3 separate regions of the Homo sapiens genome follow, and regions 2 and 3 are each linked to region 1. A link is a loop called in an ENCODE intact Hi-C map of the cell type or tissue named here. Cell type or tissue: dorsolateral prefrontal cortex. All regions are shown on one strand. Links, peaks and the distances in the headings refer to the core of each region. The heading gives the core; the rest is flanking DNA. Region 1 overlaps RASSF8 (Ras association domain family member 8). Region 2 has its middle 120 kb from the start of LMNTD1. Region 3 has its middle 140 kb from the start of LMNTD1.

Region 1 (10,474 bases), core at 2,559-7,558:
GCCGGGCGTGGTGGCGGGCGCCTGTAGCCCCAGCTACTTGGGAGGCTGAGGCAGGAGAACAGCATGAATCTGGGAGGCGGAGCTTGCAGTGAGCCAAGATTGTGCCACTGCACTCCAAAGCCTGGGCAACAGAGCGAGACTCCGTCTCAAAAAAAAAAGTCAATTTAATACACTACATCAATAGAATAAAGAACAAAAACTACATGATTATTTCAATAAAAAAAGCATTTGACAAAATTCAACACCTCTTTATGATAAAAAACATTCAACAAACTAGGAATAGAAGGGAACTTTGTCAACCTGATGAATGGCATATAAACACACGCACACACGCAGCCAAAAGACTGAATGCTTTCTCCTGAAGATCAGAAAGAAGGATTTCCACCCTTGCCATTTCTATTCAACATTGTGATGGAGGTTTTAGGCGAGACACTTAGGCAAGAACATGAGATAAGAGGCATTCAGGGCCAGGCGTGGTGGCTCACGCCTGTAATCCCAGCACTTTGGGAAGCCGAGGCGGGCAGATCACGAGGTCAGGAGATCGAGACCATCCTGGCTAACACAGTGAAACCCCGTCTCTACTAAAAATACAAAAAATTAGCCAGGCGTGTTGGCGGGCGCCTGTATTCCCAGGTACTCGGGACGGCAGGCTGAGGCAGGAGAATGGCGTGAACCCGGGAGATGGAGCTGGCAGTGAGCCGAGATCGCACCGCTGCACTCTAGCCCTGGGCGACAGAGTGAGACTCTGTCTCAAAAAAAAAAAAAAAAAAGCATTCAGATTGGAAAGGAAAAAGAACTAACTCTGTTTGCAGAGAATACTACCTTGCATATGGAAAAATCTTAAGGAATTCATTAAAAACCTATTAGAACTATTCAACAAGATTGCTGGATACAAGATCAGTATGCAAAATTTAATTGCATTTCTATATACTATCAGTAAACAATTGAAAAATGAAATTCAGAAAATATTTCTATTTATAATATCAAAAAGAATAAAATGCTTAGGAATAAATTTCACAAAAAATTGCAAAAGTTATACACTGAAAACTATAATACATTGTTGAAAGAAATTAAAGACCAAAATAAAAAAAAAGACATCTCATGTTCATGGATCTGTTGGATATCCAAGTGCAAAAGAGTGAAGTTAGCCCCCTATATACACGTATATAAAAATTAAGTAGATCAAAGACTTAAATGTAAGAAGAAAAACTATAAAACTCATAGACGTAAACTTAGGCATAAATCCTCTTGATCCTGAATTAAATAGTAGTTGCTTAGAAATGACATCAAATGTGCAAGCAACAAAAGAAAAGATAGGTAAACAGGACATCATCAGAATTAAAGATTTGTGTTCACATGACACCATCAAAAGTGAAAAGACAACTTTAATGGGAAAATATTTGCAAATAATTTGATAAGGAGCTTGTTTTTAGAGTATATAAGAACTTCATCGTAAAAAAGACAAATAGTCCCATTAGAAAATTGACAAAGTATCTCAGTAGACAAATATCTATGTACAAATGGCCAATCAGCAAATGAAAAGATGTTTGACGTTATTAGCCTTCAGAGAAATGAAAATGAAAATAAGATATGATTTCATACTAAGTTGGCTGTAATATTAGTTAGTTTATTTTTTATTTTTTGAGATGGAGTCTCGCTTTGTTGCTCAGGTTGGAGTGCAGTGGCGTGATCTCAGCTCACTGCAACCTCCACCTCCCGGGTTCAAGTGACTTTCCTGCCTCAGCCTCCCAAGTAGCTAGGATTACAGGCACACACCACCATGCCCGGCTAATTTTTATATTTTTAGTTGGGACAGGGTTTCACCATGTTGCCCAGGCTGGTCTTGAACTCTTGACCTCAAGTGATCCGCCCACCTCGGCCCCCCAAAGTGCTGGGATTATAGGCGTAATATTAATTTTAAAAGGCAGCTAATAAGGAGTGTGAGTGAGATTGTGAAGAATAAGAACTCTCATACACTGTTGGTGGGAATGTAAAATATTACAGCTACCTTGAAAAACAGTCTGGCAGTTCTTGAAAATGTTACACATAGAGTTATCATATGACCCAGCAATTCTGCTCCTAATTACATACCCAAGTGAAGTTAAAATATATGTCCATGCAAAAAGTTGTACATGAATGTTCATAGCAGCATTATTCATAATAGCCAAAAATAGAAACAACCCAAATGATCTGAATTAATAGATGTGATATAACAATACAATGAAATATTATTTGGCAATAAAAAAATGAAATACAGATATTTACTACAATATGGATGATTCTTGACCACATGTATGATTTTATTTATATGAAATATCCAGAGTAGGCAAATCCATAGAGACTGAAAGGAAGTAAATGATCGCCTATGGCTGGGGATTTGATGGGAAATGGGCAGTGAATGCTAATAGGTATGTGGGTTATTTTTTGGGTAATGAGAATGTCCCAAAAGTAACTGGTGATAGTTCCATAATTTTGTGAATATATTTAAACTATCAAGCTGTATGCCTTAAAGTGAATTGTATGGCATGTTAATGATATCTCAGTAAAGCTGTTGTTTAAACAAACAAACAGAAGCTGGATAGCACCGATAATTCACCATGGGTATGATTTAGGCAAGAAAGACACTGAAGGGTCAGCAGGCCCTCACTTAAGAGTTGGCCTGACTATAAAAATATTGGCAGATGAATGGGTATTTATCTGGTTAAAGTTAAGTGTACAAAATGCTTTCATGTTTTCATGATTCACTGCTTTAACCTGCTTTTATGATTAACCAGCCAGTTACCAGTCTCAACTGTGCTAAGAGACTTCTGCTGTGTGGTTGTGGCCTTGGAGCTGAGAATTTCCTGGAGATTAGATTGGAAAGTTACTAATCATTAAGCCATTGATAAGATTAAACATTTATTAAGCACCTATTATGTGTTAGGCACATCAACATGTAGTTTCAGTTGTTGAAGCCATGAGTGTTACTTTGGTCACCTAGGGAGAGAGGGGATAGAATGAGAAGCATAGAGGACTGAGCCAGAAATTCAATAATGTTAGCCTGAAAAAGAACAGCCCAGAAGATGACAGAGGGGAATGACCAGATGGGTGGGAGAAGCCATGGAAAACGGGATGTAGAAGTCAGGACAAAGGAGTGGCTGTGAGGAACGTCAGCTGTGCAGATGCTCTGGGGACATCAAAGATGGTGCAAGGAAATAGGAAACAGTATGAAGAAAGCCCATGCAGCATCGGGGTCTTGGTGAACCTGTTGGAACTATGTCATTGGTAAAGCAGGGGACAGATTATAGTTGATTTGGGAATAATGTGGATGAATTATAATTAAAAGAATTTGAGACTGTATAAATTTAATTTGTGTGTTTTAAAAGTGTTTCACTCAGAACTTCATTTTCTTTCCCTGTACTCTTTGGAAGTATAGGTGATTTTATTTTCTAAAAGCCTTTTTCATTTTCTGAATATCTTTTAATGAGCGTACTTTTCCTATGTAGTTAGAGAAAAAAGTTGTTAGGTATCAAAAGATATGATGATGTGTGATAACCTTATTTGCCAGTGTGTTGGAATGTGAGACAATGAATTCTAACCAAGTATTTCACAAAGAAATTGCTAAGGACTTCTACTAGGCTGCTAAGTACCTTTTCTTTGGGATTTCCTTTGGTGCTACATGGAATAAATACTGTGCTTTGGAAGGTTGTAATTTCTTGGTAATCATAAATGTCTACATGTTCCTTGGCCACGTACATGAAATTATTAAAAACCACTCTAACCTTTGAATTTTACTTCTTGCAGCTACGGTAAGTGACAATAAATAGAATTGGGCCCTCTTAACTAACAGAATTGAAACAAAAGAGGTTGAAACTTTTGGTTGTCAGCTCCTTCTTGTATTATATGTAAGGAGGGGTGAATGAGGAAGAGTGTACTGGGTATATTTTGTATAAGGTGCTATGATGAATTAAAGGTCTCTTTATTATATGTAAGGAGGGATGAATGAGGAAGAGTATTTGCTGAGTATATTTTGTACAAGGCACTAGGATAGATTAAAGATCTCTTTCTCTCCAATTCTATTGTAAAAGTATATGTTGAATTCTGGAGGAACCCTGGCTAATTTGCTTTTTTAAAAAAAGCCAAATTTGGTGCACGATACTTAGGTTTGACATGCAAAACTAATTGAAAAAAGCCGTATAAAATTTTACTGCAGTGTTAGTTGAAGAATGTCCAGGAGTGGTTGTGTTTATGATAACAGTAAGAATTCTGGAAACCTCTTCCAGTTTTCTCCATTATCCCTCATTAGCATGGTGCTATTCCACAAGTCTCTCTTCTACCAGGGAACTGCATCCTGTCCCTCGCCCCTCAGTGATTTTTCTCATGTCTATCATGTAGATCACTTTAGCCTCTCAGGCTGTTTGCAGCTCTCCTCTTCTCCATTACCAGCATGTCTGCATTAGGGAGAGGTGTGGGGCAGGTCTAGCCTCACATATGTTTTAGCTGGGGAAAGAAGAACATTGACAACCCATGTTATTTTTTATTGTATTCCTTTAACAAATACACAGTAAGTGACAGTGCTTCAGAAGCCCTGCTTTTTAATCTGTCTGGGGAAGGGTGACCTCTGGTGGCTAAAACCATAAGCCCCAATTTCAAGAAACAAAAAGATTTCTTTTTACTGTTGTTTACATTATATTCATATGTTTATGTTTTGTCACTTTTTATAATGTACTATATATTCATTAGAAGTAAATCAGTGTCTTCTGCCACCGTGTTTAAATGCGGCATCTTCTGTTAATCATCAGCTGTGCTCTGTACTCATGATTGGCCTTAATTTGAGATCCAAAATATTTCCTTAACAGATTATTTTTTGTTCTGAGGAACAAGATCATTTCCTTGGCACTCTTTTGTTATTAAAACTTAAAACTTCTCTGTTGGTTTAAATGTTGACCATTATTATTATAACAGAAAAACAGTTTTACCCACTGGTTAAAGGAAAAAAAAATCAATCTCAAACTATGACGTCCGAGTTATACTCCTGGCTACTATTTATCTTTGAATCAGCCATCTAACCAACATTTAATTGGCTTGCTTCCTCAGAGATATTTATTCTTAACTTGTTTAGTCTGCCAGTAAATGACCACCAAATCGTCAGTTTTGTTTTTATTACAGTCTTTGCTGGTTTGCTTATTTGTGCATCACTTTATTTAAAAAGAGTTTAGGGCAACTAATTTATTTTTTGTAAAAATAAATTTTGAAATAAAATGTGGCAAAAAGATAAAGTATCTTTCTCTTGGGATTTTGATTATGATACCGTATGTCTAAATTGTCTCAAAGTTGATTTCAGTTCATTTGTTTTCTAGTATATAATTGATAAACATTATAGTGACTTGTATTAATTACACTTAGTGATAAAATAATTCTTAGTAGGTTTTTTTCCCCCCATGATCCAAATAATGTTTTATTCAGGAGAAAATAAAAACTCATTTTATTCAAAAGCCTTGGTTTTTAAGTATTTTCTGTGACAGTGTAAATCTTCCTTCTTTCTCATGGTTTATAAGCCCAGGTAGAGGGGCTACAAGAAGCAGAAACAAATTCATTCCATGTAATTGTGCTTGTTTTCAATGAAAGTTCTGCAGGGCTCTGTAGGATGACTTTTTAAAACCACTTGTCCGGATAAGATGGATTCTATTCCTTTTATTCCGGTATTGGGTTTTTGTCTATCACACATGGAAATGTTTTTACAGCCTGTGATGCTCTGCAGTGCTGTTACTAATGCCATAGTAAAAATGCTGAGATGTTGCAGTGCAACAGAAATTCCCACTTAGAAATACATGTTAGTCAAGTGAATAATATTTAACTTCTTTCTTTTCAAACCAAATAGACATCCCCGAAGTTATCTTTTTTTTTTTTCCTAAACTTAGATTTTAGTAGATAAGCAGCCCAGATTAACTTCTGGAACAAAGTTAGGACTTAAAAAGTATTTCCTCACCCATACTGTACCAGACAAGTGCCTGGTTTTGGGGCTAGGTAAATAAATATTTTAGGCTTTGCAGGCAATATGGTCCCTGTTGTTACTACTCAACTTCATTGTAGCACATGAGCAGCCATAGACAGTACGTAAATGAATGAACCCGACTGTTTTCAATTCAACTTTATTTACAAACCAGGTAGCGGGCCATAACTTGCAGACCCCTTCAAGATGGTCAGGAACAGTGAGTTGAAGCAGTAGGAAATATGATATTTCTTCTTAAATATGTCTGCAGCTTTTACTGCTGCAGCTTTCAGTATAAATGAAGACTCTTTACAGTTACGTAATGCCTGAGACAACAATCAAATAAGCTTTATTTTACAACTAGTAACTTGGTGCCAAATTTAACTTGTAGACTCCCCCTGCCCCATTTTTTTTTGAGGTATTATGAGGGTTTGTGATACTCTGCCAGTACATTGGGTTAGATTTCTGGATTACTTTGATTTTGCCAATTGTCAAACCTTTAAAATTCCAACACCCCAAGATGCTAGATTGTTTCAGTATTTTTTTTTCTAAACACTGCCATTTAACTTGGATTCTCAAAGTATATTTTGGCTCATCGTTACACGTGAGACCCATCCATCCTCATCATGATGGTGTGAAATCAGTGTAGAGTTCTTGAACTCAATCAGCAGCCCTTTGTTAAGCTTCTGCCACAGGCCCAGTAGAGTTACTAACAGGATTTGAGCCCAACTGAGGGCAGGGTCAGATTTGGTGGCAGTGTGCCAGGTGGATCACAGAGAGGTGTAAGCAACTATAAAATTATAAGGACCTGAGATGATAAAGGTTTGGAACTATTGCTGTTGGCAGTAAGAATGGTAAGTAGTTGGTGGTCTGAGAGACTTAAAATAGAGGACTAGAAAATGCTTGCCTGCTTCTAAAGGCACTTGTTAGGTAGGGTCTGCGGGATCAGAGTGGGAATGGGAGAACTTGAGAAAAAGAGGGTTAATAGAGATTTCAATAGCAGCCACACATGTAAAACTACAGATATTTCCATCATTTTTGAAAATATTTCTTATTCAGAGTAATCTAAAAAATCTGAGGAGATGCTTCAATGGCTTAATCTGACCTATATGTTTTGCTTATAAATATGTTTCAAAATATCCTGTTTCTCATCATCATGTTAGTTACTTTGATGAAATACATGTTTTGGTTTACATTTATGTGCATGATGTCAGCAGCTTACAGTACATGAAGGAAACTTCCCATATCCCAGAAGTAGTGACTTAGGAGAACTATGGTCTTGAGATGCTTGGAAATTTTGTATCTGGAAAATTTACCAATCAGGGAATTTTCCATTGAGCTTGCTTTTTTGAAAAGGTCCTTCAGTTTGTAGCAGTTTGTTAGCCCAGTTTATCCTTTCTTGTGATGAGCTAGTCATTTTGCATTTTCACATATAAAACTTTGAAATGTCTTTTAAAAAGTTTATGGGAATATTGTGTATGTTATTGCTTCATTTTCCCCGAAAGGAAGTGGGAGAAATTTGAGTCATTAATATACATTAAAATTCTGTGTATGTTTTTCGTACTCATAGCAGGTTGTTCCAAATCATCTAGGTAACAAACTTTGGAATGTTGATAGAAAACAAACTTCTAGCACTGTTTGTATGGAGAAGTATTTCCCAAAGTCAAGTTCTAGGACTCTTGGGACTGTTTCATGGCTGAGTCAAAGGTTCCCTTGTGACATGTGAATTTTTAGGAAGGAGAACAATGACAAATTTTTTTGAAATTGCTACATTAGCATGCAACAAAAAATTCTGAGGGAAATGTTTCCTGGCAGTTTTTTTATTATATTTACCTGCAATTTATAGCTTAAGGGAGTTTTAACCCATGAAACCTCCAAATCTATTAAAAGTGAAAAGAGCTAGATAGATTTCATTAGCATGCGTAATGCCCAGTTTCCATACCCATCTATAATCATTTAAAGCAGGAATCATAATGGGAATATGAGCTGAGAAATTCTGTTGATGTTTGAAATGTCTGGAGTGTCAACATAATTAAACAGCGTATGTACACAATTGGCCCTGCTCCAAAACCAGTGATTATGTGTCTAACATCAATCCCCATGTGTCTACAAAGCTGTTAGAGTAAACATCTGGAATCTTTTACTACCAAAGCTAAAATATTACATAATCAGTTAAAAGAAAGAGCTTCCTACCCACAGAGGTCCTGCAGAGAGCAATGTATGCTGTGATCTTGTTTTCAAGCAGGCCTGTCTTCTTTAGAGTAGCAACTAAATATATTAGATACTTCAACTATCCTTGAAATGTGACTTTTCCCCTGAGGTAAATACTAAGGATGGTTTAAATGTTGCTAAATGGTTCAGCTGAATCATAAATACTCTGTAATGAGACCAGAGGGGATCAAGTTGATCAGTGGGAGACCACATTCTTACCAAAACTGAGGCTCAGCTCTCAGGCCATTTCAAGGTATGCTGGAGTTCCTTTGAGCAAAAGAATTTGGTATTTTCTCATGTATGTATTGAAGCACTAAGTAAAAATTGTGATCTTTCAGGTCATAACAGAAAACCCACAAATTGTTTTATAGCATGTTTTTGATTTCACAATATAAAATGACAAGAATAATGAGATCTTCCACATCTTTTTATATTTTTCCACTATATTTGTGTTAAAGCTTAGGTATTATTTTCATTCTTTCATGCTAAAAGCACATTAGCATTTTCTAGAATGTAAGTGGTTTTGCTAGAAAAATGATATTAATATGATTATCCAGATTGTTATTTTGGAGGGAAAAAGGAAATAAGTTCTGCAAACACTGTTGGGTTTCTTTTTTTTAATGATAGAGGCATAAGATGAATAGTATCCATCTTCATAGAAAGAAAGAAACGTAGAGCCAAGTATTGAAATTTTTTAATGGCATATTTCTTTGTGGAGGTGAAAACTGTTTCTTTGCATTTAATATGCACATCTGCCTTGTCCCTGTCAAGTTTGCCACCTTCCAGATAAAGGTTGAATGCCAGGACTCTCAAATCAGCCTCCACTCAGATCTCAGCTCCCATCTCCTACCAGTTGTATTGTCTCCAACTAGTTCACCTTTCTGAGCCTCCAGGGCCTCATTTGTAAAATGGGGATGAGAATAAAAACATGACCTCAGTGGATTATTCTGAGTCGTTGTATGTGCCTAGCAAAGAGGAAGCACTTGGATCTGCTGGTGCCTTCTCCCCACCACCATCATGTCGACCAGACCCCAGCAAGCTAGCAGGGAGGTGGTGGTGGAGTGGGGAGAAAGATGTTCCAAGCAGAGGAAGCAATACATGGCAGGGCAGGGAGATGTGGCTGCCTCACAAAGGTGGGGAGTAGTTGAAGAACGGGCTGGAGTGAGGTGGGCAAATGGTAAGCACGTGGCACACTGTTCAACTAAGATAATCACAGCATTAGCTGGGATTTGGGGGTGAAGGAGTAGGAGTGAGGGGAGATGTGTCAATGTCCCTAAGTCCACAGGGGCAGGACAAAATAGCCCTATGGTCTGTCTAGGACAGAGGTGTTCAATCTTTTGGCTTCCCTGGGCCACATTGGAAGAAGAATTGACTTGGGCAACACATAAAATACACTAACAATAGCAGATGAAGTAAAAAAAAAAAAAAAATCTCATGATGTTTTAAGAAAGATTATGCATTTATGTTGGGCCGCATTTAAAGCCATCTGGGCCGCATGCAGCCCGCAGGCCACATGTTGGACAAGCTTGATCTAGGATTTCTATCATTCCTACCACTTCCAAAATTAAACTCATTCTTTTCAGTGGGAATGACTAAGCAAATAATCTTAGGGGGGAGAAAAAGATCATTATTCTTTCTGACAGGCTAAGTAACTCCTATTCCTTTTCCTCCAGCATTTATTTCCCATATTTCGAAATTAAGGAACCTCCTACTTTTTACATCCTAGCTAGAATGCATGAGGGGAAATCAAACAAGGGTGGGATAAGATCCAAACACAGCAAAATTATTTATTACATCTTTTCCATGTAATGTGCCTATTAAAATTCATGATATTTAAGCTACATTAAAAAAAAACATCTAACTAAAAAACACCATACAGCAGATTCACCAAGTGTAGATGCATTCTCATTGGTTTGTTGTAGACTGCTTTTACCTTTCTAGGTACTGTTTGTCATAGCATTTGGTTTTTAATTTCTGTGTGAATTAGTCACTATGAACTATCCTATTTTTGGTATTATGGTGATTACTCTGGTGTTGCCCTATAAACTTTAATAGACGTTTTTCCAGTTGTCCAATACTACTGGTAAAAATTATTAATCCCTAGAAGTAAGGTTAGTTAATGAACTTCTCTTCTAGGCTGTACTAAGGCACTGACCCCTACTCTGTGGAAATGGCTTTCCAACCAGTTTTACTCTTGTATGATAAGTTGTAGGGTTTAGTGATAGCTAGTCCCTGTCTTCAAAGTTGGCTGAGAAGAATGCTACTTCGGCTAGAAACAGAAGAACTTCTTCA
Region 2 (10,474 bases), core at 2,146-7,145, 350 kb before region 1:
AGGCATGAGCCACCATGCCCAGCATATATTTTATTTTATTGCCTGCTTTTTCATTTAGTTATATACATATATGCCCTTGTTTTAATGATTACATTTATGGTTTCTATGCATATTTTTCAATGAGTACCTTATTATTGGATGTTTGGATTATTTGTCAGTTTTCTATTATTCAGTCTCTTAAACGTAGTTTTCACTAGTCAATATATATGCACTAGAGGAAGCCAGGCCATGGGAATTGTTGTCTGGGACACTAGCTGGATTTTGGCCCTATTCACCCCTACTCACTTCTGTGATCAGATCCCATCCTTGGCAGCTCTGTTCTTAAATGTCTAAATGTATACTAGAAACGTTAAAGAACAATACACATAGAATCTCTCTCAGAATGAATAAGCCTTTTTTGAAATTTCTAGTCATTTTATAGTATCAACAGCTGCCAGATAGTATTTAAAAGTATTTACGTCTTGGTACCATTAACTGCCTTTGCCAAGATTTGTCTTTATTAACTAAGTTCTCTGTGAAAGGGCGTCAAAAATGGCTAAAGTGTTATTGGCTTTACAGGTCACGGATGCATAGAGCATCTTGTGTCCAGTGTTATCACAAAGATGCCTATGGCTAAAAAAACTCAGGTGCAGTCTTTTTTACCCCCTGAAACAAAAATTTTAAAAGCAGCCTTATGTTCTGATTCTTCTTTTGCTTCAGATCAAGGAAATGATTGCTTATAAAGTCCCCAAGAACTACCAATAATGACTCTCAAATGCCCTGAATTGTCATTGTTATAAAAACATGGCTCCTTTTATGGGTGAAACAATTACATATTATTTATTTTTTTCTACATACAAGGAATTAAATGGAAGTCTCCATCTGCATCGGTTAAGAGCTCCCTTTGGAGAGATGGGGAGGCCAATTACCCAGGAGCCATGGAGGCTGATCTTTAGCCTGGCTCCCCTGGTCCCAGCCTTCCATTGTCTCCTGGGATCCTACTGCAGCTCTTTTGATGAATGTGCTGTTGTTGATCTCCTCAGAGAGACGCTGTTAAAGGAAAGGGAAGATTATTTGCAAGTGAGTAGAAGAACGATCCAACAAAAGAATGAAATGAAGTAATTAGTTTCCTGCTATACATAAGCACCCTCACTGCTTTAGAATCTTCAGGCAGTAGTGATTGAGGAAAATAATGACCTTCCCCATGCAAGGCAGAGTCACCTGCAGCCACTGACCAATCACAGGTAAGGCCACCCTCTTTTTTTTTTTGTGATAGAGTCTCACTCTTGTCGCCCAGGCTGGAGTGCAGTGGTGCGATCTTGGCTCACTGCAACCTCCGCCTCCCGGGTTCAAGCGATTCTCCTGCTTCAGCCTCCTGAGTAGCTGGGATTACAGGTACCCGCCAACATACCCAGCTAATTTTTGTACTTTTAGTAGAGATGGGGTTTCACCATTTTGGCCAGGCTGGTCTCGAACTCCTGACCTCAGGTGATCCACCTGGCTCAGGTTCCCAAAGTACCAGGATTACAGGCACGAGCCACCGCATCCAGCCAAGGCCACCCTCTTCTTTACCACAGGAAGAATGGGAGGTTGGGTAACCACAAATTTGTCCTAGTATATTTTTTATCTTATTAAAATCTTTTAAAATGGGGACCACTATTTGACTGACTGGGAGGGCTATGTAAACTAACAATTCCTCAGGGAACTAATTTTTTTTTAATGTGCTATGTATTTTTAAAAGTAGAAAGGTAAGAGATTTGTGGGACAAGATTAGTTGATTAATAATTTTTACTATATGTAAAAGGTACTGTTGTGGCCTAGTACAGCGGGTGTCCAGTTTGGGCTTCCCCGGGCTACATTGGAAGAAGAATTGTCTTGGGCTACAAATAAAATACACTAACACTAATGGTAACTGATGAGAAAAAAAAAAAAAACTACAAAAGTCTCATAATGTTAACAAATTTGTGTTGGGCCACATTCAAAGCCATCTTGGGCTGCATGCAGCCCACGGGCCACGGGTTAGAGAAGCTTGGCCTAGAATAAAGCTCAAAGAAAGTCTAGAAACCTCACCATTATGCTAATCTGGAGAGCCTGAGGTCTGCTATGAATTTCAAAGCTATAAGGAAAGCCTTCTTAAACCTCATCTATGCTGTATCATTTTGGACCAAGGAGGGATATCATGGGTTGTCTACCTCTTAGATAAATGATTTGGACAATTTGACATTGTAGACAATTTGAAAATGTGGAAATACAGATGGGCAATTGGAAAATGGGTACAGCAGAAGGATGAAAAGGAACACCTGTGCATGGCCCTAGTTAGCTACAACTTAGCTGATAGCTTTCCCCAAGAGATGGAAGATGATGTGACTATTATACATGATGAAGTCTCTTCATTTTTACCTTGAGGAGAGACTTGAAGAAGGGGAGCTGGTGGGCTTGCCACAGGCCAGGGTGTGCTTGTATGAACATGGTTGCCACAAATGAAGAAAAAATAGTTAATTTCTAGGGGTACATTAAGAATCAACCAAAGTGTTTATTTAAAGAATGGACTGGGATGTGAAAGGGACAAGAGTTAAGAAGAGTGAGAAGGAAAATGAAAAAATTAAAGTCATCATAATGATGTACATTTTAAAGTCTTTCTTAAAGTTGCTGGCTTCTTAGCTTTCTACTTCTCTGTCTCAAGTCTAACACTCTAAATAACATTGCCCTTAGGAAGCAGCCTTCTGTTCCCAGCCTGAGTGAGACACCTTCATCCAGGCTCGTGGGGGTCCCTCTGTCTCCCCTTATCATAAAGATCTGCAATGACCTAAGTGTGCTTGTCCATCTGTCCAGTTGACACTGAGCCTTATGAGTGCAGTGATGGGCCTGCCTTGCTCCCTGTGGTGGTCTTAGGGCCTGGAATAGCATCTGGGACATAATCAGTGTTCAAAAATATGTTGAATAAATAATTTGCAGGGGGAAGTGTCAGAGATCATAGGCAGAGAGGAGAGCCTGATAGAGGGGAACAGATTCATGGGGATGGTCAAAGTTCACAGGCAGAGAAGTTGAGCAGTCTGGAAACTTAAGATGCATAACAGAGTGTGAGGGAGTGGCAAGAGAGGGTCTCAGCAGGAGAGCAGGCTTGACCACAAAGAGCTCCTTAAACTGTGTGAAAGAGATTAGAATTAACACTGAGGGCAGCGCAGAGGCATCAACAGAAAAGATGGGAAGTGATGTGGTTAAATGTGTATGTTAAGACAGAAGTATTTTGCTGCTATGTGGAAAAGTTTGGAGAGAGGCCAGCATGGAGGCAGGGAGCCCATTTGGAAGACTGTTGCAGAAATCTATGGGAGATATTACCGTGGGTTGAACCACAATAATGCAGAAGTGATGGAGACAGTGGATAGATTTCAGAAATTTTTCAAAAGTATCATTGACACAGCTTTGATATTGATTGGAAAGATGATGAGGAAGATGGAGAGTCAAGACTTATTTCTATGGTTTAGGCTTGAACAAATGGATAATCAATGGTAGCATTAACTAAGATAGGGAAAGTAAGAGGAGGAGCACTCTTGCATTTTTGTAAATTCAGTTTCAGGCAGATCAAAGTCCAGGTACCTGTGAAATATTCAAGAGGAGATGGCCACAGGCAGTTAGATAGCTGCATTTCACAGGTCAGATGAATAACAGGGCTGGAGATACAGAGCCAGTGTTCATTGTCATCGTGGTGGTAATTAAACCTGGGAAACTGAGGAGATTGCTAGAGGAGTGTGTAGAGGGAGAAGACAAGAAGAATTAGAATTGTGAAGAACAGACAGATATTTTGAAATGGCAGAAGACAGGAACCTAAAAAGAAGTGTATGTTGAAGCAGCCTGAGATGTAAAGAGGTGTCATAGAGGCTGAGAATTCATTTCAAGTAGAAAGACTGGTCTAAATATCTAACTCCACAACAAGTTAGGTTAATAACTGAAAGATGGCTGCTAAATTTAGCACTAAGAAAGTGATTGGAGACCTTGATGAGAACAACTTCAGTAAAATTTATGGGACAGGAGCCATATTACTCTGGTTGAGACGTGAACAGGAGGTAAAATGAATACAATGAGTGTAGACAAATATTTTGAGTAGTTGGACCATAAAGGGCTGAGTCCTCTTACAGTTTTCAAAGCCCTTAACATTCATTCTTTATGGGAAGAAATAATTGGCAACTAGTCGTGGGCTAAGGAAGAGCAAAGAGCAAATCATGCCCCCCACCCAAGAGCCATGGATAAATCCAACACCTTGGAGATGATGGTTCCACAGACAGAAAGCAGAGGATGATGAGTTTGTCGGGGGAAGTTCAGTTTTAAACTCTGGAATGTTAGATTTGCCAAGTGAAAACATACAAAAGCAATTGAAAAGAGAATAGAGCTAACGAAGATGCTCTGGCTCAATGGCATTTTAAGAGTTCACTGCATCAGTGGCAGCTAAGACAATCCACAGGCAAAGGCCTCCTAGGGTAAGAATGAACGAGGGCAAGAGAAGACTTATAAGGACAATGACACAACAGTCCATTGATATCTGTCACCCAGGAACCAGGCACTTTTCCTGAGTGGACACCAGGGAGCATTCCATGCAGACTTTTAAACCTTTGCTAAATTATCTTGAGTATGAAGAAAATCTAAACTTCTGATTATTGAAGACAAGTTAGCACTTCCTCACCCAACCCACCTTGTATGTTGTGCAATATTCTTGACATTACAACTTGAAATTTATTCAATTAAATTTATTCAGTTCTTTCAGCATTTTCTGAGGTATAATTTCTATGAACAATATATTTCCCACCATAAACGACTATTTTCAACAGTGAGTTAAAGTATGTGAGATACCAGTGTGGAGTTCACCACAAGTGCTCTCTGAATGAATGCTGAAAGGCATGGTGTTATGTGGGCACCAGCAAGAGTACGAATGACTGAAGCTCAGGGCGTATGGAGTGCTGTCTTAGGAGCTGAGGCCAAAAAGGTTGGGGGAAATCAGATCATTGCAGTCTGTAGTATTCTGAGTACTTTCAGCTTCATTGTAGACAATGGGAAGTCATCTGGTTTTTGTGAATAAGGGAGTGATGGGCATAGATCTGAGTTTTAAGCAGGTAATTCTGGTTAATGATGTCTGCAAAGTAGGCTGCTAAAAATATTTGTTAACTGAATGGAGAAATGATGACTGAAGACTAGAGGTTCAGATAAAAGGTATTGTTACTGTCTGGAAGATAATGGGAGATAAGGTAGAAGGTCTCTTGATAAATGAAATTGGGAACTGAATGTGGTCAGTCATTTGTAAAAATTGTTAAAGCAGGGAATAAAATGATACACACTTCTCTTACACATTATACTTTCACCTAAGACATATGTGGGCACATTCATCCAGTAATTGTATGACAGAATGCAGAGACTCTTACTTTGAATACAGGTCTGCTAATTAGAGTTTTCTACCATTTTTCTTGTATAAGCTACATTCACATTTTTGTTTCTGTTTTGTTAAATTGCAGCCAAAGGCAATCTGAGTGCAGAATCTTCCAGACATTTTTACACAGTTTTTCACAACCATTTTTGGTTTCTCTTTCCCAATACTTGGTTGGATTATAATATTTTAAGCTGCTCACTCTCTTCAAGTCTCTCCAAAGTCTTCCATTTAATTTTCATAGGAAGAGCTGTCATTTACATTCATATGCATTGGTTTACATAGTACTTAATTAAATTTTGTAACATAATAAGCACAACTGCATAGACTAGTTTCTAAACAAAATACAAGTGTTTCTTTGCAAACTCACAGATAAATTGATGGAACCAGGAAAACCCAACGTATCACTCCCTACCAGACTTCACTGACCAGTGTGAAAGAGGATGGGAGAGTATAGTTAATAAGGTGACTTGACTAACTGGGGATTGCTGACAGAGCTTCTACCACAGTGACCAGAACTAGGGCACCAGCAATGGAAACAGAGAGGAGAGGATAAATTGAAAAGACATATCAAGACACTAGCTTTGAAAACAAACGGGCTTGAGTCAAATACTGACCTTGTCACTTAGCTGTGAACCTCAAAGTTTCTGTTTTTTAATCTGTAAAATAAGAATAACGCAGCATGTAGTTGAAAAATCAATTGCAAAAATGTACCTCATGTATACTTAGCAATGTGCCTGAAACAAATAAGTAATTAATATGATATTAAGAAAGTATTATAGCATTTGATTTGAATTGAGGAAAATGCAGAGTCAAAGATGACGCCACATTTTCTACTTTGGTTGAAAAAAATATATAGTACCACTAATGGAAACAGGAAATACAAGAGGAGAAATAGGTTTGGCAGAATAGATAATGAAGTTAGTTTTAGATGTGTTGAGTTTCCTGGTGAGACACCCTGTTGAGGCATTCAGAGTGCAGTTGGAAATGTTTTTCTGGCTTCCAGTGAGAGGTCTTGGCTAGTGATATCAACTTGAAATCGCCCATACAGAAATATAAATGAAGCTATGAGAATGGATTGGATGTGGCAGACAGGGAGTGGGAACACAGCGGGCTGGTAATGGCCGGGGACAGTCACATACACATATGAGGCAAAATCCCAGATCCAGAAGGAACCAGCTGGAGCAGTGAGGAAACAGGACAGGTCCTGGAGATACAGGTATAGTTTCACCTGTGTCTTGCTCATTGTCATAGCTCAGACTCCAGAGCCTGGAGCAGTCTTTGTCACTCCAGAAGCATCTTAAAGCTCTCTAGGTAAAGTGCTAGGAGAGTAGGGGGCTGTGAAGGAGCTCTCCTCGTAGCTTGAAAGGAAAGAAAAACTGAGGGGAGTCTTCTTCAGAAAAGAGAAGACCTAAACATGTTTTCAGGCTGGAGACAGGGAACCAATGGAAAGAGAAATTTTTTAATAATTAGAAATTAAAAATGATTTTCTCTATGAGATTATAGGTGATTTTTTCATCTTTGCTCCTTTCTGTACGTTTCAAATTTTCTACATGTAGTATATTAATACTAGGTTCTGAATAAAACTATTTTGCCTCAATATGAGATATGAAATTGGGGATGGTCTCTGAAACAATGTGCTGGAAAAATGGAATACAGCAGTATCAGAAACACAGGTAGAGAATGTGGCTTAAAAGGCAGAAAAGGACGCATCTCTCACAGGAAAGAAAAGAGAATGATGGAAGATTCCAAAAAATTTTAAAGTAGGGATAAGAGAATTTGAGAAATTCACATCATTTGGCCTCTATTATTATTATTATTATTATTTTCAGTAAACTAAGAGGCAAAGTGGTTGGTTAAAACTGAGAAGGAAAGATAGGACTGGAAGTATGGGAAGAGTGAAAACATTTTAAAAACACAACATAAAAAATAGAATAAGATTTAATTTGAAATCAATAAAAGCGTTTCCAAAGAGCCTGGAGGAGCAGCGGGCATTGGACATGATGTATGTGAAGTGCAGCCAGTTACTGCATTATCTTCCATGGTGACACTTACCTGTCTGGGAACAGTAGCAGCAGTTAGAACTTGCCAGGCAGGTGTTGGGAGAGTTCATGGGGAGGAAATCTGAGCTAGCCCTCACTCCCAGGAGAAGCTGCTCCATTCTTGTGTTGTCCATCTTAGGCAACGACACCACCACACCCTCTGTTGCTCCTTGCAGAAACACTGGAGTCATCCTAGATTCTTCTTTCTCTTTGTTGAACCCCATCTAAATAATCTGCAACTTCTGCCCATTTTTTCTCCGAACACTTTGCTCACCTTTGCTGCTACTACCTTTGTCAAAGTCACTGTCATCCTCTAGCTGTTTACGGCCTTGAACTCTAATTGCTCCCTCATATCCATTCCTACCTGACTCAATCCATACTTTGTGTTACAATTAGAGTGGTCTTTTAAAAATCACATCAGTTTGGCTGGGCACAGTGGTGCATGCCTGTAATCCCAGCATTCTAGAAGGCGGAGGCAGGTGGATCACTTGAGTCCAGGAGTTCAGGACCAGCCTGGGCAACATGGCGAAACCCTATCTTTACCAAAAATACAAATATTAGCCAGGTGTGGTGGCATGTGCCTGTGGTCCCAGCTACTCAGGAGGCTGAGTTGGGAGGATTGCTGGAGTCTGGCAGGTGGAGGTTGCAGTGAACTGAGATCGCACCACTGCACTCCAGTTTGGGAGACAGAGTGAAACCCTGTCTCCAAAAAAATAAAAACCATATCAGGTATCATTTTACCCTTTTAAGAACCTTAAAAGGTTTCTGACTGCTTTTAAAATAAGGACCAAAGTTCTCAACACAGCCCACCAGGTCCTTATGATTTAGCCCTCCAACATCTCCAACTTACCCGGCATAATCCACTCTCTATTCTCTGAGCACATGGCCTTCTTGTTCTTCAAAAACATGGAGATGATAAAGGACCAACAGAGGCAGAGATAGGATGTGGGGCGGTGTCATATAATCAGACATCATGGACTTCAAAAGGAAGAGATATTGAGTTAAAGAGGAGGAAATGGTCAAAGGTAAGAAAAAGATGCTGGCATTGATTCTTAAACTTGATACAAGAAGCAGGGAGGAAAAATGAAATGGCCTTTGTTTAAAAGTATGGTGATTCAAGTAAAGTTGTCAGAGAAAAGCCATTTTTAGTTAGTTGTATCCATAGTTTTTCATTCATTTAATTAGAAATATCTTAAGTTGAATATTTCAATATATGGCTGTGAAATGACTGAGGCATTGAAGATGATATGTATTTGTTAATACGAAAGGGCCACAAATTTCTGAAAAGCTTAAATTAGTTTCATACAAAAATGACAGAAAGGATTCTCAGGTCTTTTGTTTTATGATAATAGTGTAACATTTAGGGTAGTTATTGAAGAACAAAAAAGTCACTTGAAAGTTGGTTGAAATGCAGCAACGACTCAAAGTGAAATCACCAGACAATATGAGCAATAGACGTTTTCACATGTCCCTATTTAGTGGGTGACACAGCCCTTGTTCAACAGAGCCTTAGGGATAAATTACTGCTGCCTCAAGACCACATCATACAAAGTAAGTGTTCATAATCCTTTCTTCTAGTGGGCAGAGCTCTGGCAGAACTCGCTAAAGAACTGCATCTAAAATGACTTCGCTTAGCAAAGAGCTGTACTTCCAGGCATCTTGGAAAAGGAGCCTCTTTCTGAGTTTTTGATGTGAGATGTCAAAGCGTTGTTGGTATGAGGAAATCTACTTGAACTGCTGTTATTTGACAGGTAAACATCATTTTCCAACCAGTCCCTGAATCATAGCTACCTACCTGGTAAACAAGGATATCCAGGTGCTGCCTAGAGCCTCAAAGTACACCTGTCATTTATCTACATCCAAGATTGACATCCTAGCCTGAACCCAAAGTGGTTCAGACATTCTGAACATGTGTGAGAAAGCGACAGCCTAAAACATCTTTTAAAGAGTCAGAATGATCAGCTTGATCAAGAAACACATTTGCAGTTAGAAGAGAGGAATGATTATGCATGCAGTTTGGTAGCTATCCTCAGAAGTCCCTCTGTCCTCATAAGCTCATATCTTGATAAGAAGAAGAGAAAATGAGGTGGGGGAAGGTTTCACTTTGGTCTTTCTCTAAGACACTATGACCCAGAGAGTGCTTTAGCACTGCAAGAACACTGGTGCTTTAGTGTGAGGAGGATCAGGGGCCACACTTGGCAGGAGGGAATTTGCAGGACCTCTTATGAGACCCTCACTGTGGACTATAAAAAATTGCTTGTTGTGGAAGGTAATTTTGTAGGGACAGCAAAGTCTGAAACAATTCACAAAGTTCTGGCCTGGTCAGCCAATTGGTGGTGATGTCATTTCCTGAAATAGGGAATAAAAGAGAAATAGATGATGACCAGTCTGGTCTTGGCATGTTGAATTTCCAGTGCCAATGACACTTCTCAGGGAAGGTATCAAGAAGGCAGTTGAGAGCTTTAGAGAGAGTCTGAGGTAAAACTATAAATTTGGAGTAATCAGTTTAGCGATGTTAGCTGAAGCAATGGCTGTTGAGTAGATGGTCCAGAGAAAACAGATGAAGAGAGTAAAAAAGATAGTAACACCCCAGGATTATCTACCTTAAAAGGGTAGCAAAAAGTGTGACCTCAGTGCAGGACTTTGGAGTAACAGGGGAAGCCTGGGGGTGAAAGGAGACCTGGAAGTAGATGCCCAAAGAATGTACACTTAGAACTTAATCTACAGAGTCGATTCTGGAAAATTCTATTATTTCTTTGTTTCTAGATCTTCCCTTTAAGAAAACTGACTGCAGAGTATTAAATCTACAACTGGATTTCCAAATAAAGGAAACAATTGTAAGGATTCAGTTTTAAGGATATAAATCAGCAAGTAGTTCAGCCAAGGAATAATAAACAGTCACTAGCTGAAGCAAAGCAATGTAGCTCCCAGAAATTTTTATTTCTTTTTAAAAATTGATTGTCCAGTGAGACACCAATAACATACAGTCACATTAATTGGTGCTTATAAGATGATTAATCTCTGTAATTCCCCTCCAGTC
Region 3 (10,474 bases), core at 3,505-8,504, 340 kb before region 1:
TCAGTACTACCTTTCCCAGATAGAGAGTATTTAAAGGACTTGGGACCCTTGATCTCGTCACACTCAGGAAAAATGTAATGCTAAATGTCCTTGGAGATGGTCCATGGCTTGTTGTTATGTTGGTAAACATCTCGCTGCCTGCCCTCCATCAGGGTGCAAGGCCCCAGCATGCTGGTCCACACTCTGCCTCTCACTCCCCTGTGATGTCTCCATCCTGACAATGGGCCTCTTGTACTTGCCTTGCCTTTGAGAACCAGCCCTCCTTTGCTCTTGCTGACTCTGCTGCCTGAGAACTAAAGCTTTGCTCTGCATTTCAATTCAGGGCCAAGGTCCCTTCTATTAGATTGGTGCAAAAGTAATTGTTGTTTCAGACTGTGAATTTTAAAACATTATAACTAGGCTCAAACACATCTTTATTAATCAGAATAGGAACCATTACAATCAACACATTTTTGCCAATAAGAAATAAGTTTCTTTTTTCCTGTAGCATAAAAATCCCTGCTTTGGGATTCGACGATCTCTTGGAAAGCATTTTTCTGCATCCTGCTGGTTTTGGAAGTGTTTTCCCTGCAAAAAGTTGTCGAGATGCTTGAAGAATTGGTAGTTGGTTGGCGAGTGGTCAGGTGAATATGACAGATGAGGCAAAACTTGGTAGCCCAATTAGTTCAACTTTTGAAGCGCTGGTTGTGCAATGTGCAGTCGAGCGTTGTCTTGGAGAGGAATTGGGTCCTTTCTGTTGACCAATGCCAGCTGCAGGCGTTGCAGTTTTCAGTGCGTCTCATCAATTTGCTGAGCATATTTCCCAGATATAATGGTTTTGCCAAGATTCAGAAAACTGTAGTGGATCAGATGGGCAGCAGACAACCAAACAGGGACCATGACCTTTTTTTTTTTTTTGGCTTTGGGAAGCACTTTGGAGCTTCTTCTCACTGCAGCCACCAAGCTGGTCATCGCTGGTTGTCATATAAAATCCACTTTTCGTCGCATGTCACAATCCGATCAAGAAATGGTTCATTGTTGTTGTGTAGAATAAGAGAAGATGACACTTCAAAATGATGATTTTTTTTTAGGTCAGCTCATGAGGCACCCACTTATCAAGCTTTTTCATCATTCCAATTTGCTTCAAATGCCAAAAGACCATAGAATGGTTGAAGTTGAGTTCTTCAGCAAATTCTCTTGTAGCTGTAAGAGGATCAGCTTTGATGATTGCTCTCAGTTGGTCGTTGTCAACTTCCGATGACTGGTCACTACCCTGGTCTTCAAGGCTCTCCTTTGCAAAACTTCTTGAACCACCACTGCCCTGTATGTTCATTAGCAGTTCCTGGGCCAGATGCATTGTTGATGTTGAGAGTTGTCTCTGCTGCTTTACGACCCATTTGAATTCCAATAAGGAAGTCGCTTGAATTTGCTTTTTCTCTAACATTATTTCCATAGTCTAAAATAAACATAAAATAAAAAGCAAGTAATAAGCCATTAGCAAAAAATCATAAAGGGAGGCATGCCCATTAAAATGATGTATAACCTAACCACATTTATTTAAGAATGTATTCTAATATAAAATGGCAAATTCCAACAACGCAAAAACCACAATTACTTTTGCATGCACCTTAATTCCTCTACACAAGCCAACTGGATGCAGGCTGTTAATCTCTCTAGACTTGCATCATGGACTTTGGTGGCTGCCCATTTGCTGGAGGCAGCTACAACCTTGAATCTTGGTGCTTTCTGCCTCCCTGGTGGATCCATCCTATCAGCCGTAGAATTGGCACAGGTATTCTTGGGCCAGGCCTATATTACTAAGGGGTGAATATCAGATTAACAACACTGCCCTCTGCTCTGACTTGCTAAGAATAAATATTTGTTGTGTCTCTGATAGATCCCAAACCATACCATTAACATCTAATGCACAAGAATGCTTCACTCTACATCAAAACTACACTATCGATAATCTGTGTAATGAACTTTCCTTTAATGTATTGAATGAACTTTAAAAACGTGTTAAGATCACATAGATGTGGTACCTGAGTGTTAGTGACAATCTTTGCAAATAATCAGTTTTTAGTAAATTATCTCTCAATTTTAGCACTGAAAGTCCTGCAAACTGAGATGGGTGGTCAGCCTAGGAAACGAGTCAATCTCTCTCATTGGTACTGATCTGTAAAGTAACGAAAGACTCAATTATTACTATGTATAAAATTATAACCTGATAATATTTTGTTAACTAGTCTCTTTTTGCCCATTTACACACCATAACTACACAGTATTTCCAGCTAAATGGGCTCTGAGCGGCCAGCCGGCCAGCACTGCGGGCCCCAGGCAGTGAGGGGCTTAGCACCTGGGCCAGCAGCTGCGGAAGGGGGCACCGGCTCCCTGAGCACTGCTGGCCTGCCTGCGCCATGCTCGAATTCTCGCCGGGCCTCAGCCGCCTCCCTGCGGGTCAGGGCTCGGGGATCTGCAGCCTGCCATGCCTGAGCCCCCCACTCCCCGCAGTGGGCTCCTGCAAGGCCCGAGCCTCCCTGATGGGCGCTGTCCCCTGCTCCGCTGGCCAGGTCCCATCGACTGCCCAAGGGCTAAGGAGTGCAGGTGCGTGGTGCAGGACTGGCGGGCAGCTCTGCCCGCAGCCCTGGCAGGCGACTTACTAGGCCAAGCCAGCTGGGCTCCTGAGTCAGGTGGGGACTTGGAGAACTTTTATGTCTAGCCAGAGGATTGTATATGCACCAATCAGCACTCTGTGTCTAGCTCAGGGTTTGTGGATGCACCAATCAGCACTCTGTATCTAGCTAATCTGGTGGGGACTCGGAGAAGTTTTATGTCTAGCTAAAGGTTTGTAAATGCACCAATCAGCACCCTGTGTCTACCTGAAGGTTTGTGGATGCACCAATCAGCACTCTGTATCTAGCTAATCTGGTGGGGACTTGGAGAACTTTTAGACCTAGCTAAAGGATTGTAAATACACCAATCAGCACCCTGTGTCTAGCTCAAGGTTTTTAAACGCACCAATCAGCACTCTGTGTCTAGCTCAAGGTTTGTAAATGCACCAATCAGCACTCTGTGTCTAGCTCAAGGTTTGTAAATGCACCAATCAGCACTCTGTGTCTAGCTCAAGCTTTGTAAATGCACCAATCAGTGCTCTGTGTCTAGCTAATCTGGTGGGGACTTGGAGAACTTTTATGTCTAGCTCAGGGATTGTAAATGCACCAATCAGCACCCTGTCAAAATGGACCAATCAGCTCTCTGTAAAATGGACCAGTCAGCAGGATGGGGGTGGGGTCAGATAAGGGAATAAAAGCAGGCTGCTTGAGCCAGCAGCAGCTCATTTGGGTCCCCTTGTCACTGTGGGTGATTTGTTTTTTTGCTCTTTGCAATAAATCTTGCTGCTGTTCTGTCTTTGGGTTAGCACCGTGTTTATGAGCTGTAACGCTCACCGAGAAGATCTGCAGTTTTACTCCTGAGGCCAGCGAGACCACGAACCCACTGGGAGGAATGAACAACTCTAGATGCACTGCCTGAAGAGCTGTGACACTCACCATGAAGGTCCCTGCAGCTTCACTCCTGAAGCCAGCGAGACCATGAACCCACCAGAAGGAAGAAGCTCCGAACACGTCCGAACATCAGAAGGAACAAATTCCGGACACACCATTTTTAAGAACTGTAACACACACCACGAGGGTCTGCGGCTTCATTCTTGAAGTCAGTGAGACCAAGAACCCACCAATTTCGGACACACTGGGATTACAGGCATGAGCCATTGTGCCCAGCCATGTTTCCTCTTTTGTATAGCAAGTACCTACCTGTTAGAATTGTAAGTTTTTATAAGCTTCTGCATGAAAGGCACCTGCCATGCTACCTCAAAAGATCATTGTGAAAATCTCACTCCAGTGGCTCTAGATTAACGGAACAAGACTAAAACTAAAAGCAGGAAGCCAATGTGTCGTGCTATGATTTGAGGAGGGTACATACATAAAATCCTTGACGCCCTTGCCTGTCCTTTCACAGTTCCTTTCCTTTGAGACTCAACATTTTTGTCACCTTAAATGGTTATCAGATGATCCCTTAGCACGCATTACTTCAAAGATAGTGGGAGAAAAAAATAACTGGGTAGAAAGACAACAGGAACACGGTTTGCTTTGGTTCCCTACTCAGAGACCCATAAGGCATATTAGCATAGTGAAGTCTCCCCTTGAGGAATAGATGGGTGAAAAGGTCACGGGGTGGAAAGGATAGGCTAGAGGCATTAAAGGTACACTTCACACCCTCTGCTCACTTAGCAAATGAGAAGAGGCAAGAGGGTTAGAGAGCTGATTGTTAAATTCCTGAGTCGGGGGGGTCGGGGGCTTCTGAATTTATACCCAGTCTTGTTTCGCAGACTAGATGTGTTCCGAAAAGCGAGCCTTCATACACGTTTATTAAGCACATGTTCCCAGCAGTTTTCATTATAAGAACAGAGATGGAATTCCTGGGAGAAGAGCTAGGCCTGCAATGTATCATTGTGTTATGGGGAAAGGAACCCAAACTTTTGCCTGCTGTGCGATGCAAACAATGTTATTTCCCTTCATGAGACTTCAATTTTCTCTTTAAAACAGAGGTAATAATAATGATACCCTTTCCCAGGCTGATTATGTGGATCAAATTAAATAAGTTAAGTGAAAAGCCCTGCTAGGTATCACCTCTCTGAGGCCAGACACCATGTCTGTCTCACTCATCAGGGCATTTCTAGCATCGTCTCAGGGTCCCACACAAGGCGGGCACCTAATATATCTTTGTCGAACTAGTAAATTAATATTTTATAAACTCAGCCAGGCGTGGCGGCTCACACCTATAAGCCCAGCACTTTGGGAGGCCAAAGCAAGCGGGTCACGAGGTCAGGAGTTCAAGACCAGCCTGGCCAACATGGTGAAACCCTGTCTCTACTAAAAATAAAAAAATTAGCTGGGCGTGGTGGCACGCACCTGTAATCCCAGCTACTGGGGGCTGAGGCAGGAGAATCTCTTGAAACCAAAAGGCGGAGGCTGCAGTGAGCTCATATCACACCACTGCACTCCAGCCTGGGTGAAAGAGTGAAACTCCGTATCAAAAACAAAACAAAAACAAAAACCTCAAAAGCCTTGATAAAACACTTGTTTGTTTTTTTAAAGCATTTCTTTATATAATTTAGGAGTCTTTCATAGCAGTGTTTTCAGACCTTTAGGTTTCGTTGCATTTACTGTTAATGGCATTTTATACAAGAAAGCATTTCCAAATTTTAAAAATTAAGATTGATGTCATCTCTGAATATAGGTCAATCCTTCTCATGAAAGGACAGTTGGCATCCTTAAACTGTCCAAAAATAATATTATCTAGCCTTTATTGAGCACTTTATGGTCTATGTGCTTATTAATGACTAATTTGTAGATTAGTTGTAATAGTAAGAGAATATGAGAAAACTGGGGCACAGAGATGTAAAGTAACTTCCCAAAAATCACCGGAGGCAGAATTCAAATTTGCTTCTCATAGTTCTTGGCATTGCTTTCATTTTGCACTAGAGAAAACTTCATCTTTGACCAGCACTGTCCCAAAGCCTGGGGAACTCTGGTTTATTTTACTTGAGGATTGTTTTTGCTATAACTACCTTTCTCTCTAAAATCTCAGCTCGCAGGAATTTCATCTACAACTTGGGATAAGAATGAGTAGTTCTCATCAGAAGGTAATAATGGGGAAAAAGAATAAATAAACAGAAGTGGGATTCTCTTTGTAGAGAGATGAAAATCAGAGAGATGTACTAAATGGAGGTGAAATCTGTTCTATTACAGGGGGAAATATATCCAGAGAAATTAGTAAAATTAAAAGGGTTAAGTCAGTGGACTCACATACTAGACACTAAGACATGGAAAACCTGACAGACTTCTACCTATGAGGTGGGCAACCTAGAAAATGCTCCTTGATCCCACAAGAGTGAAGTGAGCGAAGATCATGAGTACAGTCGCACCAAATGGAGCCAAGGGTATAAGTGAGAGTGAATTCTGCACCCAGGGGGCCTCTCCTCCAGTTCAGGAACTGATCAGTGCAGAGGCATGGCAGCGTGTGGTTTACCTCCCCTTAGGGACGGACTTAGCCAGGAGCAGTGAGGATTTCAGGAGCAGACACTGCTGCTTTGCCAGCTGGACCCATGCCAGGCTCTGCCAATAGCAGGCGTAAGAGGCAGCCTGGAAGGCAGAAGGAGGAAAAGGGGACTTGTTCCTCCATCTGCTTCCATTTAGCATCCTGGTGGCTTCCTATTCCTTTGAATGTCTCATCAGAAACATTTTTTCACTCTCAGCAGTTGTTCCAGAGGCTGCAGTTTTCAGGTTTCCCCCCTCACCTTCCCAGGACAAGTTTGAACACACCATCTGAGAATGACCAGCACCTGCCAGTCATCATCCTGCCTACAAGACTGGCTTCCAACTTGGCAGGGCCCCTCCTCTGAGCTAAGTCCTAATAACTCCAACCTCTTGTGTTTGCTCCCACAATGTAGGATAGGGAGCTGCTTCCTGCGGTTACCTACGGTTCCCTTTCACACTTTCACTGCTCAAATACCCGTTTGACCAATCTCTTCGTTAAAATACCTTTCTTAATTTCTTAATTTTCTTCTAAAATACCTTCGTTAAAATATCCTTTCTGTTTTTCCTGGCTGGACCTTGGTAGAACAGTGCCCGTATCCATCTTTGCTTCCTTAATGCTTACTCTTCATATCCCCACCCCTGCCACTTGGTATTTGCAGATTTGCATTATTATTGAGGTTTTTAAATGCATAAGTTCTGACTTTCCATTTAGAGAAAAACTGGAGGCACAGAGAAAACATGTTACAGTGCTTGGATTTAGAAAGAAATAGATTTAAGATCTGATTCTTCCATTTCACAAACGAAGTGATTTTGAGTGAATTGTTTAACATCTCAGTACACTACTTTCTTTTCTAGAATGATGACGATAATGCCTGCCTCATGGTGATGTTGAGAGGAAATAATGAGTAAGATATATATAAAGTACCTGATAAGGTTTGGCTCTGTGTCTCCACCAAATCTCATGTCAAATTGTAATCCCAAATGTTGGGGGTGGGGCCTGGTGGGAGGTGATTGGATCATGTGGGTGGTTTCTCATGAATGGTTTAGCACCACCGCCTTGATGCTATTCTCACGATAGTGAGTGAGTTTTCACGAGATCTGGTCATTTAAAAGTGTGTAGCACCTCCCCCTATCTCTCTTGCTCCTGCTCTGCCACGTAGAAGTGCCTGCTTCCGCATTGCCTTCTGCCATGATCATAAGTTTCCTGAGGCCTCTCCAGAAGAGGAAGCCCCTGTGACTCCTGCAAAACCTGCAGAACAATGAGCAAATTAACCTTCTTTTCTTTATAAATTACCCAGTCTCAGGTATTTCTTTAGAGCAGTGTGAGAATGGGTTAATACAGTGTCTTAATAAAAGCACTCAGTGTATAAGGGTATTCAATAAGTGACTTCTTATTTTTTGTGTGTCTGTGCACAATTGCCTATGGCACTAGCTCAGCACTAGCTTGTACGTGGTAGGCCCTCAATATATAGCAAGTGATTATGGTGATTATTTAATATCTTTGTGTGTATCTGTGTCCCATGTCATCGGACACTGGCTAGTACACAGTAGCACTCAATGAATATTTGTAGATAATAAACGTATGTTTGAACTGCTTGATTAATAGCTCATAACATGTAATAATCCATTTGTTGTGTGTTTTTTACTAAAAAATAGACTGCTGCTCTGCCCACAAAGAATTCCAGAGCATGCTCTTTGACTGGAGGTCTGTCTCACTTCTATGGGTAGAACATACCTGGATCAAGTACTGGTACGATGTGTTTGGAACAAAAGATCTGTTATCTGTTCCTGTTCCCCTACGGATAGGAAAGAAATGAAACTCTAGATGATCTTTCTTGAAGCAAAAAAAACCCAAAAAAAGCAAAAAAAGAAAAGCCTGTGACTTTGATTACTGATCTTAATTTGGATGAAAATGGGAAACATTCACCACCCACAGTTCGCAGGAATCGTGAATACCCCTGAGGACAGTGTGTTTTCACAGGGGAGCAACAGAATGCGAATTCCTGCAGCCCCTCTTGAGGAGCTGGAAAGCAGACCTGCATGTTTAATCATGGAGAAAAAATAATAGAGATCAGATGTCTGGGGAGGGAGTGCCGAGGAACTCTGGCAGACTCTACTTGACGCAATGTAGTGTAAGAATGTTTTATTGTCCCTGTGGCTTGCTTTCGTTAGATAAGGTCCATCATCCACTGGGAGTAAAGTAATTACAGTCCTTGAAGAGGTTGAGGAGAGCTTTCTTACCCAATTCAGTCAGTCTTTAGAATATATTTATGCTGAGCAGCAACAACAAATATCCAGCATATTTACATTTATATTTATAAACTAAGCTCATTAAGAGATTGGACAACCAGGGCCTCCTATTTGCTCTTGTAGGAAAGGTCTGATGTCAAAGTGAACTCGTTCAGAGAATTGACCTTCAGTTGTGGTATCTGAAAAGAAGTCGTGACTCAGGAGTTTAACTCTGCTGACGATGAAATGCTGTGCTTCCCGCTAGTGAAGTCAATCAAGAATATTTCAAGTAGAGTGGTTCTCAAGCTTTAGGGGGCATCAGAGTCACCTGACGGGCTTGCTAAAACACAGCTTGCTGGGCCTCACTCTCAGGGTGGAGCCTGAACTCACTGCCCAAGTGTGTTAGTCAGGATTCTCCAGAGAAGCAGAACTAACAGGAGACACACAGAGTATTAAAGAGATCTGTTATAAGGAATTGGCCTGCAGAATTATGGAAGCTGAGCAGTCCCAAGATCTGCAGTCAGCACACTGGAGGCCTAGGAGAGCCAACAGTGTAGCTCCAGTCTAAGTCCAAAGTCCTGAGAGCCAGCCAATGGTGTACATTCCAGTCTGAAGGCTGGCAGGCTCAAGACCCAAGAGCCAACTTTTCACTTTGTGTCTGAAGGCAGAAAAAGACTAGTGTTCTAGCTTAGGCAGGCAGGAGGGATTCTCTCTTCCTCACCCTTTTTGTTGTATTCAGGTCTTTGATTGGATAAGGCCCATCCACATGAGGAAGTGCAATGGACTTTACTCAGTCTACCAATTCAAATATTAACCTCATCCAGAAATATCCTCACAGACACATTCAGAATAATATTTGGCCAAATGTCCAGACACCCTGTGGCCCAGCTGACACATTAAAATGAACCATCACACCAAGGGATGCTGATGGTACTTGTTCAGGGTCCATGATCCGAGAGTTACTGCTATAGCAGAAATTAAGTCAGGACTGGAAACCCACCACTTACTTTATTTTTATCACAAGGCCCAGTACAAAGTGGATACTTAATAAAAAGTATATTTAATGAGTGAATAAAGTAACAGGAGGAGGGAAAGGATGAAGGAAAGGAGAGAAGGAGGTCTCTTAGATAAAGAGACCTGAGTAGATATTAGATGGCCAGAGTTCTAGTGTGGCTGGCCCTCCCTTTCCTCAGCTGTAACGTTGAGTGCTCACAGTAACTCCGTAATTCCCATTTTGTAGTTGAAAAAACTGAGTTCACACCTTAAGGAAGTAGTAGAGCGGAGTTTCCAACTCAGCTTTCTCTGCCCCCAAACCTTTGTTCTTATACTGCCTACACCACAAACATTTGTGGAACATTGAATATGGGCAAGCCACCACATGGTGAGGAAAACCTCAGGGCATTTATAAGCTAGTGAAAAGCAGGCTTTTATTTTTGTAAATACCTAAAGAAATTTGAAATAGAAGATTGTTCAAAATGTCACTGGAAAGTGGGATTAAGGCACCATGTATAGTGATTTTAAGAGTGTACCTTGTGGTTCAGTCTCTTCCGAGTCTGAATTCTTTTTCCATCACTTATGATCTGTGTCACCTTTGTCAAGTCACAGAATCTCTGTGCCTCAGTTTCTCCATCCATAAATATCTATCTCATAAGGGTATTTACACTCTTACAGGATTACACCCTTACAGGGTTAAATGAGTTAATACAGTACTCCTCTTTATCCACGGTTTCATTTTCTACAGTTTCAATTACTCATGGTCAATCACAGTCTGAAAAGATTAAATGGAAAATTCCAGAAATAAACAATTCATGTTTTCAATTGCACTCTGTTCTGAGTAGTGTGATAAAATCTGGAGCTATCCCACCCCATCCCTCTCAGGACGTGAATCATCCCTTTGTCCAGTGTATCCCTGCTGTAGACACTGCCCACCCGTTAGTCATTAGTCGCTGTCTCGGTTATCAGGTCCACCGTCACAGTAAAGCAGTGCTTGTGTTCAAGGAACCCTTATGTTACTTCATAATGGCCCCAAAGCACAAGAGTAGTGACGCTGGTAATTTAGATATGCCAAAGACAAAGTATAAACTGCACTTTCTCTACACTGGTGTAAAATTTCTCTTCTAGAGATTGTAGTAAATATCCATATAGCAATTAACATTTCCTATATAACT

What was found. Hi-C counts contacts between places; a loop is a spot of excess contacts. Peaks named below come from ENCODE experiments on the same cell type or tissue, not always from the same donor. Only the 100,000 strongest peaks of a DNase experiment are listed, where the experiment ranks them.
Region 2: it touches region 1 in a loop (2.5-fold over the local background); 20 of 110 quality-filtered maps call a loop at or near these places.
Region 3: a loop joins it to region 1, with 2.0 times the contacts of the local background. A loop is called at or near these places in 20 of 110 quality-filtered maps.

What each region holds. Positions count from the first base shown.
Region 1 is chr12:26,024,811-26,035,284 of GRCh38, forward strand. All of the region lies in intron 2 of RASSF8 (Ras association domain family member 8), which reads left to right. Among named protein-coding and RNA genes, the nearest start is that of RASSF8-AS1, 71 kb to the left of the region's middle. In dorsolateral prefrontal cortex, for the core only: CTCF peaks have their summits at 4,615 (motif pointing left) and 4,817; a DNase peak (open chromatin) is centred at 4,591; H3K4me3 peaks cover 760 bases; H3K27ac peaks cover 3,981 bases.
Region 2 is chr12:25,672,840-25,683,313 of GRCh38, forward strand. No RefSeq gene overlaps it. Among named protein-coding and RNA genes, the nearest start is that of LMNTD1, 120 kb to the left of the region's middle. In dorsolateral prefrontal cortex, for the core only: a CTCF peak has its summit at 4,546; no DNase peak of the experiment used is centred there.
Region 3 is chr12:25,684,055-25,694,528 of GRCh38, forward strand. No RefSeq gene overlaps it. Among named protein-coding and RNA genes, the nearest start is that of LMNTD1, 140 kb to the left of the region's middle. In dorsolateral prefrontal cortex, for the core only: no CTCF peak of the experiment used is centred there; a DNase peak (open chromatin) is centred at 6,137.